3 separate regions of the Homo sapiens genome follow, and all the other regions are linked to region 1. Evidence: chromatin contacts called from ENCODE Hi-C data. All regions are on one chromosome and are shown on one strand. Each heading gives the region's core, a stretch centred on a gene start or an enhancer-like site at or near the end of the contact. The rest is flanking DNA. Distances are from core to core; before and after follow the strand shown. Region 1 holds the start of THBD (thrombomodulin). Region 2 holds the start of PAX1 (paired box 1). Region 3 holds the start of NKX2-2 (NK2 homeobox 2).

Evidence for each region. Hi-C counts contacts between places; a loop is a spot of excess contacts on that map. Pooled maps may share reads with other maps.
Region 2: a map with no recorded cell type shows a loop between it and region 1 (8-fold over the local background). The contact joins the promoter of PAX1 here to the promoter of THBD in region 1. A Hi-C loop is called at or near these places in 2 of 37 single-sample maps with no recorded cell type and 6 of 50 pooled maps.
Region 3: a loop to region 1 is called in a map with no recorded cell type, with 18 times the contacts of the local background. The contact joins the promoter of NKX2-2 here to the promoter of THBD in region 1. A Hi-C loop is called at or near these places in 4 of 37 single-sample maps with no recorded cell type and 6 of 50 pooled maps.

What each region holds. Positions count from the first base shown.
Region 1 is chr20:23,048,340-23,051,633 of GRCh38, forward strand. It overlaps THBD (thrombomodulin), which reads right to left and starts at 1,333. Exons shown (of 1, transcript NM_000361.3): 1 at 1-1,333. The coding sequence starts at 1,165.
Region 2 is chr20:21,704,139-21,707,389 of GRCh38, forward strand. PAX1 (paired box 1) reads left to right here and starts at 1,526. Exons shown (of 5, transcript NM_001257096.2): 1 at 1,526-1,860; 2 at 2,300-2,929. The coding sequence starts at 1,575.
Region 3 is chr20:21,512,301-21,515,406 of GRCh38, forward strand. NKX2-2 (NK2 homeobox 2) reads right to left here and starts at 1,764. Exons shown (of 2, transcript NM_002509.4): 1 at 1,111-1,764; 2 at 1-185. The coding sequence starts at 1,369.

The DNA of each region.
Region 1 (3,294 bases), core at 83-2,582:
CGCAGAGGTAGCTAGTTTGGTTCAGGGGCTGGCACTGGTACTCGCAGTTGGCTCTGAAGCACGGGTCCACGGGCTCCACACACTCGCCGTCCACCAGGTCGTAGTTAGGGTAGCAGTGGCACTCGAAGCCACCCTGTGTGTTGACACAGCGCTGCGGACACGGACTGGGCTCCAGTATGCAGTCATCCACGTCCTCGCACCGGTGTTGGTCGGCCGCCAGCCGGTAGCCGGTCTCGCACATGCACGAGTAGGAGCCCGGCTGGTCGGGGTTGGGAACGCAGAAGTGCTCGCAGAGGTCGTTGCAGGACTGCGTCGCGGATGCGGTGCAGGAGCGCCCGTCTGCCTGCAGGGCGGCGCCGGCTGGGCACTGGCAGCGGGGAGCCCCAGGGATCGCATTGCACGCGTGCTCGCAGCCGCCGTTCTCCACGCTGCAGTCCCAAGCGCCCGGCGCCTCCCTGGCCCAGTGCCCCTGGACCGCTCCGGGCGGCGCGGTGCACATTAGCTGTAAGCCGAGGGGAGCCACCGCGGCGGAGCTGCCCACCGGCAGCGCCTGGAAGTCCGCTCCGCGGGCCGCGAACGGGGTGCCGTAGGTGATCGAGACGGCGGCAGCCGCGGCGCCGGGCTCCACAGCCAGTGGCCTGCAGGTGGCTGGGAAGTGGAACTCGCAGAGGAAGCCATCGGCCTTCACTTCGCACTGCTGCTCCTCCCAGATCGGCTCGCTGGGCACAGTGGCCTCAGCAGCGGAGACAGCGACGCACAACGGGCCGCAGAGGGGAGCCCCATTGAGGTCGAGCCGTGCCCACCTGCTATAGCTGGTGTTGTTGTCTCCCGTAACCCACTGGAAGCCGCGCAGGGGCCCGAGGCGCTTGGGGTCGCCGCAGCCGGGTGGCAGCTGCAGGCCGATCCAGAGGCGCCGGCGGCCAACGCCGCCGTCGCCGTTCAGTAGCAAGGAAATGACATCGGCAGCCACCGAGGAGCGCACTGTCATTAGGTGGCCCCGCAGTCCGTCGCAGATCTGACTGGCATTGAGGAAGGTCGCGGGGCCCGGGTAGAGCGCGAAGCAGTCGTGCTCGACGCACTGGCTGCCACCCGGCTGCGGCTCTGCGGGTGCGGGGAACCCCAGGCCGGCCAGGGCCAGCGCGCCAAGGACCAGGACCCCAAGCATGTTACCCAGGCGCGCCGCGTGCAGGCGCCGGGGAAAGCGCGGGCACTGCGACAGGGCCGTGCCGGAGCAGAGGGGCACAGGACGCCGATGGCGACAGCCTCTCCTGTCCGTCCCAGCCCAGACACTTCTTGCCGCTGCGCGCAGCCCCTGCGAGGCAGCCTCTGACATGCGGATCGGCCAGGGCTCGAGTTTATAAGTGCCCGGCCCTCCCTCCCTGGACGTTCGGGAAAAGGAAGGAAGTGCCTGGTGGGAAGGGCTGATGCCGCATACTCGGATTGCTGGGTTCTCTGGCCGCCCTTGCGCCCGCCCTCGCGCATGGGATCACCTCGCCGGGATGAGTAAACCCTGCCCTGGCGCAGGGAGGTTCTCGGGCGGGGCCGACAGGGGCAGGCGCCAGGGAAGGCCAGCACCCCTGTAACAAGACGACTGTCCCCGCCCACCACTCGGGCCCCCACGCGTGCAGCCCTCTTTCATCTCTTGGTCCTCCTTTCTTTCTTTTCATACATGTTACAGCCACTTCCAAGGAAAGCCTGGATTGCAAGAGCTCTGGGAACCGGAGACTTCAGAGAAGAGGGCTTTGAATGGGGAGTGGGGGAGGTGGTGCACAGGACCTGCAAGACGCTGGGAGGGGTGATCGGCACCAAGGGCACTTTGGGAGGACCTGCCTAGGACGTGGACTTCCCCGAAGACAGGATCGCAAGGAGAGACAGCTGGATCCTGTCCGCGGCCAAGGTGCCTGGCTCAGGAAACCAGCGGAGCGCGCTTGGCCTCACAGGACAGTGGGTGTGGCTGGGGTGACGGGGCAGGGTGGGGAAGACTGGCCTAACACCAGCGCCCTCTGCCCCATGGCTGGCCAGGGACCCGCGAGTCCCTGGACACGCACTGGCCAACGCCAGACCCCATCTCATCGGGTGGGGAAGTCGCGGGGACACTGTCAGGGCGCCGAAGTCCGGACCCGGCTCAGAGGCGGTGGCAGGTGAATTGCTGCGGCGCCGGGTAGGGGCGGGCGCGTGGGAGCGAGTCAGCCTGGCCAGTTTCGGCCCAGCTTCCGAAGGATGGTGCTTCTTGCACCCCAACAGAGTGGCTGGCAACCCCCCAGGGGAGCGCGCAGGATCCCAGCTGATCCCACCCGGGTCGGCTAAGGAGGTTTCCATTTCGTCCAGAGTCCGAATTGATACCCACGTGCATAGAAACGCCACTTGCTCGGCAAAGGGCACTGAAGAGCCACCGTCCTGTGGATGGGCAGGGTGGGGGGGGGGCTGGAGGAGGACATGGGAATCCGTCACTTTCGACCTCTTCCGGTGGTTCACTTACCGGGAATGCGGAAGAGTGGGTCTCCCCCTCGGGTCGCCCCCATAATGGTGAGAGGCAAACTGTTTAAAAACACCCTTGCCTCTCTCCTCTACTGTCCTCACAACGAGCGCCAGGGGGCGGCGCTGTCGAGCTCTAAACAAAGCCAAGGAAGTTGGAGAAGTTTCGGGCTAAAAAGGGTTAAGGTGTAGGAGCACAGAGTCCTCCTTCTGGGGTTGGAAGCTCCGTTCCCGGGCAGCTCAGCGTGGATTCCGCTGCGTTCACCTCTTGCCTCCAGGGCCCAGTAGATCCTGGGCTTTAAACAAGAACAGAGAGTATGGCGTCTGCCACGTGCGACAGACACGCACCGGTGGGGTGGGCCGGGCTGGACTGGACTGACCTGCAGTGACCAAACGGGTGGGGCGTGGACACTCTGAAAGTGAAAAAGGCAAGCACGACTGTCCCGCCGCACACTCCCCAGCGCCTTGGGGCAGAGAGCCTCCAAACGTCCCGCTGAGTTGAGCTCTTCGCTGGGAAGGCCGCCCCAGCACCCAGGAAACGAAGGAGCTGCTGGACACGGGGGTCTGAAGCTCCCGGAATGCACACAGCTGCGCCTCCCCTGACGCGGACCCCCTGGGAAGAGGAAGGGAAGAGCGGCAGATAGCACAGTAGGGCTTGTCCGGCGGGAGCAGTCAAGCTGTGGCTGCCTAGGCTGAATCAGGGGGTCGTGACTCCGGTGCACAGCCTGCCTACGCGGGACGCAAAAGCAGGGCTGCCTGCGGTGCCGCCATGGGGGTGAGGGTGGAGCTTCAGATAAGGGCAGGAACCTCGTTGGGGCA
Region 2 (3,251 bases), core at 276-2,775, 1.3 Mb before region 1:
TAGGAGCCAGGGATGCTCTCTGGCCCTACAGCGGAGGCAAAGGGGTCGGGGCCTCCGCAGCCATGGCTCCCCAGGGTGGGCTGATAGGGTCCATGTGCTCCTCAGCCACTGTCACCGCGCTGGCGCCATACTCAACTCTGGGTGGCTAAGGAGAGCTAGACCCTTGGGGTGGGCAGGAGGGAGGGGAAGAGGGTTCTCTCCTCCAGGGGAGCGCTGGGAGTCTCAGAAACCTCGGCTGTTCCTACTCTCTCCCCTATGCCCTCTTCCTGGTCTAGCACATTCAGCCCAATGCCTTTGGTGCTTACTGGGCTCAACCTCAGAGCTCTCAGATCCTGACCCCCTCAAATCAGTTCATGTTCAAAACCACGAGTTTCCTCCTCTTGGCCCTCACCGCATGGCTCCCGGACACAGTTAGCTGCACAGGTTGGGGAGTTCAGAACTGCTTTGGTGCAGGGTAGAAACAGAGAAATTGTTGATGTTCAATCTCAGGGGTGAATAATTCAGGGCTGCGCAAAACCTCATTTAAATGAAGGAGAAATGACCATTCTGTGGTTTAACAGAGACTTCCTGAAGCTGCAGGTGCTGGGAGAAAGACGAGGCCAGGCCACCTGGGATAGAGTGGTGCGAGATTCCACCGCCAGGGAGAAAGGAACTTGTCCTTCAGACCTAGAGCTGGAGCTATGCATTTGGCCTCCCGCCGGTCGCGCTTGGGGACAGGAGGGCGCCGGATCTATGCGCCCCTTAGCAGCAGATCGGGATCCTTTTGCCTCCTGCCCCTTCTGTCACTGCTTGGAGAGGGATGAGTTCTGGTGGCTGGGCCTGGCTGTAGGAGACAGGATTTGGACCGTGCCCCTCTCGCATCACCGAAATCACCCCCACTATTCCAAGAGTGGTTGGCTATTAAACGTGAAGATTTCCTGAGAGAAGGATTGAGGACCTGGCCAGGAATGGGACACAAGTTCCGCCTTGTGTCTTCCTGACAGGAGCCCTGCACCGCGCTGGACGCTCACCTTGACACTCCCAGCCAGCTGGGGTACTGATCCCACCCTTCCCCGGCCGCTGCCCCGGGAGTGGGGAGGTAGAGAGAGCCACACCCGAAACACCTTTCCACGATAAACTTTTATTCTCTATCTTATTATTAATGGTGGCGGAAATAAAACTAAAACCAAAACGAAAACGAGTACTAGTACTAACACACTAATCAATTTGAGATGACTTCCCCCTCATTCCCAAAGCTAGAGGAGGAAGGGGGCTGAAAGGGGCTCAGAGCAGTGGAAGGTCCCAGGCCCAGCTGGGGTTGGGACGTGTGTGTGTGTGTGTGTGTGTGTGTGTGTGTGTGTGTGTGTGTAGAGGGGTGGGTTCCGGGGGGGTGGTGGAAGAGGGCCGAGGGGGGAGGATAGAAGGAGGGGGTAGAGTTTCAGGGCGGGGAGGGGGGCGCTGGGGCGCAGTGACGGGAACCAATGAGCTGCCAACTCGCGCGTCTCCGGCGTGACTGCCGAGATTGACGTGGAGGACACGTCAAATTGATTCCCGCACGCTGCAGCCTCCCGGTCAGACGAATTTCTCCCAATCGGATGAAGTTCACCCTGGGCCTGGGGTCGCGGGCGTGGAGAGTGTCCTGGGAGGGGGCAGCAGCGGCGGCGGCAGGCCCTGGAGCGGGCGGCAGCGCGCTCCGCTGCCGCGCACAGCGCGTCTCCAGCCCGCGGCTGGGCCGCCGCGGCTCTCGGCTCTCGGGCGCCCTCCCTCTATGCCTCTCACGCGGCGGCGGCGGCGCCCAAGCTCTCCCGGACTGCGCCGGGCCCAGCCCCGGCCACCCCGGCCACCCCGGCGCCAGGCAGCTGGCCGGCCCGCTCGCTATGGGTAAGGGGCGGGCGACAGGCAGGGCTCGGGAGGGCTGATGAGGTGGGTCGGGTCCGCCTGCCTCCCTTCCCTCTCGTCCGCTTTCCCTGGGCGACCCAGTCCTGGGTCCTGGAGAAGCTGCATTCTCCTCTGATCCCCAGCCTTCAGGGGGCAGTTGAGCAAGTCTGGGAAGGGAGTGTTCCAAGTAGACGCGCTAAAAGTCGCGAAAGGGCACGGAGGGCTACAATGCGCCGCGCTCCACTCCGCGGCTCCTCTGCGCCCTTGCCCACTCCAAGCCAGACCCAGGCGGTTTGCCCTTGGACTCCGAGCTGTCTGGGGACCCACAGGTCACCTTTGGAAGTGCGCCTGGGTGCAGTCCCTCGCTCCGCGTGGGGACCCTTGGCTAACCCGCCGGGTGTTTTCTCCCCCTCCGGCTCACTCTTGTCTGGCGCATCCGCAGAGCAGACGTATGGCGAGGTGAACCAGCTGGGCGGTGTGTTCGTCAACGGCCGCCCCCTGCCCAACGCCATCCGCTTGCGCATTGTGGAGCTGGCGCAGCTGGGCATCCGACCCTGTGACATCAGTCGGCAGCTCCGCGTATCCCACGGCTGCGTGAGCAAGATCCTGGCGCGCTACAACGAGACCGGCTCCATTCTGCCCGGGGCCATCGGGGGGAGCAAGCCCCGCGTCACCACTCCCAACGTGGTCAAGCACATCCGGGACTACAAGCAAGGAGACCCTGGCATCTTTGCCTGGGAGATCCGCGACCGGCTGCTGGCCGACGGCGTCTGTGACAAGTACAATGTGCCTTCGGTGAGCTCCATCAGCCGCATCCTGCGCAACAAGATCGGCAGCCTGGCGCAGCCCGGACCGTACGAGGCAAGTAAGCAGCCGCCGTCGCAGCCTACGCTGCCCTACAACCACATCTACCAGTACCCCTACCCCAGTCCCGTGTCGCCCACGGGCGCCAAGATGGGCAGCCACCCCGGGGTCCCGGGCACGGCGGGCCACGTCAGCATCCCGCGCTCATGGCCCTCGGCACACTCGGTCAGCAACATCCTGGGCATCCGGACGTTTATGGAGCAAACAGGTCAGTTGTGGCGGCCTCCGTAGCCTTCTATTAAGGGGCAGAACCTGGGGCGGGCAGGCTTGCAGGAGAGGACTCACACTCGCTCTCCTCCCGGGACCGGTTCTGGCTCAGGGGAGGGCTCCACACTGGCCAGGGAGGCTGGGGGTCCTGGGCCTTTTGTAAGAGACCTCGGACATCTTGAACTTTTTATGACAAATATGGAAAATATTTCCCAAATAGAAGAGCAATCGCCGACCACAAATTTGGAGGCCTGAAATTGTGCTTTTTCATTCTTGCAAAAAGTATGCAAGCCCCTGTTGCCAAATCTAAGGGGGAAAAAAAC
Region 3 (3,106 bases), core at 514-3,013, 1.5 Mb before region 1:
CCGAAAGCGCCGCTCCAGCTCGTAGGTCTGCGCCTTGGAGAAAAGCACTCGCCGCTTTCGCTTCTTGCCGGCGTCCCCCCCGCCGCCCGGGGTCTCCTTGTCATTGTCCGGTGACTCGTCGGCCGAGGGCTCCGGGGACTTGGAGCTTGAGTCCTGAGGGGGCGCCCCGGCAGCCAGACCGTGCACTGGGGGGAGGGGGAGAGAGAAGCGCGTCAGGCGTCTGGAGGCCGCGCGCAGCCTGCACCAGACTCGGAGCACCCTGGATCCTCCGTGCGACCCTGGACCTCCGCGCCTGGCAGCCCAGCCCCGCTGCCTTTGCCATGACCCCTGCCTTCCTCTACGCCTGACGAAGACGTCGGGACCTCCCAGGGTAAAGAGGGAAATCCGTAGGAGTGGGGGCTAGGGGCTCGCCTTTCAAGGGGCTCACATAGTGTGGGTGAGAATTTGGGGGGGGAAGTGGCACTGAAGATCATCGCGGGTTAAGGGCTCCGGCGCCCTTAAGCGGTTTCCTCTCCGGCGAGACGTGGGCAGATTTTTAAAAGAAATACCCCACAATCCCAGCATTGATCGGCTCGGCCATTTAAGGCAGGTTTTTGGGGGCTTTCGTTTCTGCTTTCGGGCCTTCTAGACACCCCCTGCACTGCACAAAGCGTCCTCTATGATCGCGCAGGGGGCAGGGTGAGCTATTTATACCCGGGCCACCCGAAGCCTCCCCACCCTCCACCCGTACCCGGACGAGGCTCGCTGGCTACCTCCAGGGCGCCAGGCCAGTCCCTCCCAGCGGCCGGAGTCCGGGGGCTGCGGCTGGAGCCATCGGTCCGGGTTGACATCATATACCAGCCCCTGGGAGGTATAGCCCTTCTCCCTCTTTCTCCTTAACTTCTCGCATTGAAAAAAATTTTGGAGACCAAGTTCTTTCCCGGAACTAAGGAGGCTTGAAGAGGAGGGCAGAGGACATCCTATACAGGTGTTAAAAATCTTTCTACGGATCCGAGTGAGGGGGTCCGGGCTTACATGGCCCCTTCCCCTTTCACTCCCAGCGTCCAACCCGGGCTGCGGCTGCAGGAATGGAGGGGACCACGGCCTCGGCAGCCAAGTTTTGCTACTTACGGGAGTACTGAAGGCCCTCGGTGCTGGCCAGCCAGCGCGTGTACGGGTTGTCGCTGCTGTCGTAGAAGGGGTTCTTCAGGGGCAGGCTCTGCACCGCGTCCAGGGCGCCCTGCCCCAGCGGCCCGGCCCTCTTGGCTGGCTCGGGCCCCTCGTTCTCTTCCTCCGGACCTTCGGCCACAGAGCCCTCCTCATCGTTGGTGTCCGGCAGGTCTAAGATGTCCTTGACCGAAAACCCCGTCTTTGTGTTGGTCAGCGACATGGTTCGAGACCCCAAAATTTATGTCGCAAAGTTGTAGCTTCACTTGGTCAATTCGTGGCGCTCCCCTGCCCCGGCGGGCGGGGGAGGGGGGAGTTGGGGGGAGGGACTGGGGGAGGGGAGGGGGGAATTGGCTTTAATTATTGGGATAATTATTATTTTTAAAAAGAGAAAGAAACTGGGGATGGGGAGGAAAAAAATGAAGCCCAACCCAGTGCCTCTCTCTGTCTTCTTTGAAAGCACGCGGAAATGGACGCAGGAAGCCGGGCGGCCTGCGCGCCGAGCGCCGCGGGCCCCGGCCTTAGTTTCTAACTCCAGGAGGGGTGCCAAGGCGGCGTCAGCTCGGGCTCCGGCGGCCGCTCGGCGCGCGGTGGCGGCTGGTGGCGAGGAAAAAATGGGCCATTGCCCGAGCGATCAGTCCATATAAGGCTGGGCTCCACTCACGAACCTGGGGAGGCGGGGAGAGGGGGAGAAAGAGAGGGAGGGAGGGAAAGAAAGAGGGAGGGAGGGGGAGCGAGAGAGGGAGCGGGAGAAGGGTGGAAAAAAGGGGGAAGAGACATTAAAAACGCAAAGGTTGGCCACGTGTGGGCGGGTCTTGGGAGTCAAGTGGATGAAGACAGTATTTGCAGATGTGAAATTGTGGGTTTTGGGGAGCTCCGCGCTCCCAGCCAACGGCCCTCTAGAGCAAGATGAGAGGTGTAACGTGTCAATTAATTGCAAAGACGGGGCGAGCCTTTTTTTTTTTAAACCCAGTATTTACATACAAAGGGCCACCGCGTCGCTCGCGAGTCCACACACTTGAAAGGGCCGTTTTAACAAATTGCATCTTAAAAAAGGTGGGGGTGGGGAGGAGGAGGGGAGAAAACAAAACAGAAACCAGGAGGAGGGAAAAAATCCTCTTTAACATTCACCGGTTCCTACCTCCCCGCCCCCGCGCGCCCACCCCCGGCAAGCCGGAAAATTGGCGATTTGTGGCGCCTTTGGAAAAGGGGGAGGGGGCGAAGGCCGAGCTGCGGAAATCTCTCCTTTCCATCGTTGGTGGTTGCCTAAACAAGATCCGGTTCAAATGGCAAGAGCCCAACTTCTGTAAGCCTCCTAGGTCAATATTTTGGTTGAGGCTTAAGGATGAGTGCTAGAAATGACAAGGCAAGTAATTGATTCCAGTTAACCGCGAGAGAGCCCAAAACCCAGGAGAGAGCTCCGCTCCGGGCCGGCCAGAGCCACCACCAAGCGACCCGCCCCCTTCCAGCCGCCCTTTATTTGCTAAAGACTCATTTATTTCCTTCACTCCGCCTCCCCCCACCTCCCACCCCCAACCCCCCGCCTCCACCTCTCTGCGGCCAAGGAGGACGCGCAGTTCACTTTCTGCTTTGCGGGCGGTCCCGGGGAGGGCGGGGTAAGAGTGAGGAGCTCCAACTTCGTCTGGGGTCGGACCCTGGCCCTGCTGCCTCTGGGCTCTGCGGGCCTCTTTCCCCGGGTGGAGGAAAGGGCAGACGGCCCTGCTCTTTCCTGCCCTCTATTATCCCTCCCTCTCCGGCCCCCTCCCTCTCCAGCCTCTGGCTAGAGGTGGAGCAGCGGGAAGGCGGCGGGGCGGGATTGCGGGGGTGGGGGTGGGGGTTGTGTCTCCAGCCTGGGTGAAGACCCAGAAAGCTGCGGGGGAGGGGGGTCGCTGGGTGGCCCGACGATGCCTCGTTTTCTCCCCAGTTTTCTTCTCCCACGCGAGTTCTTTAGTGTGGTCTC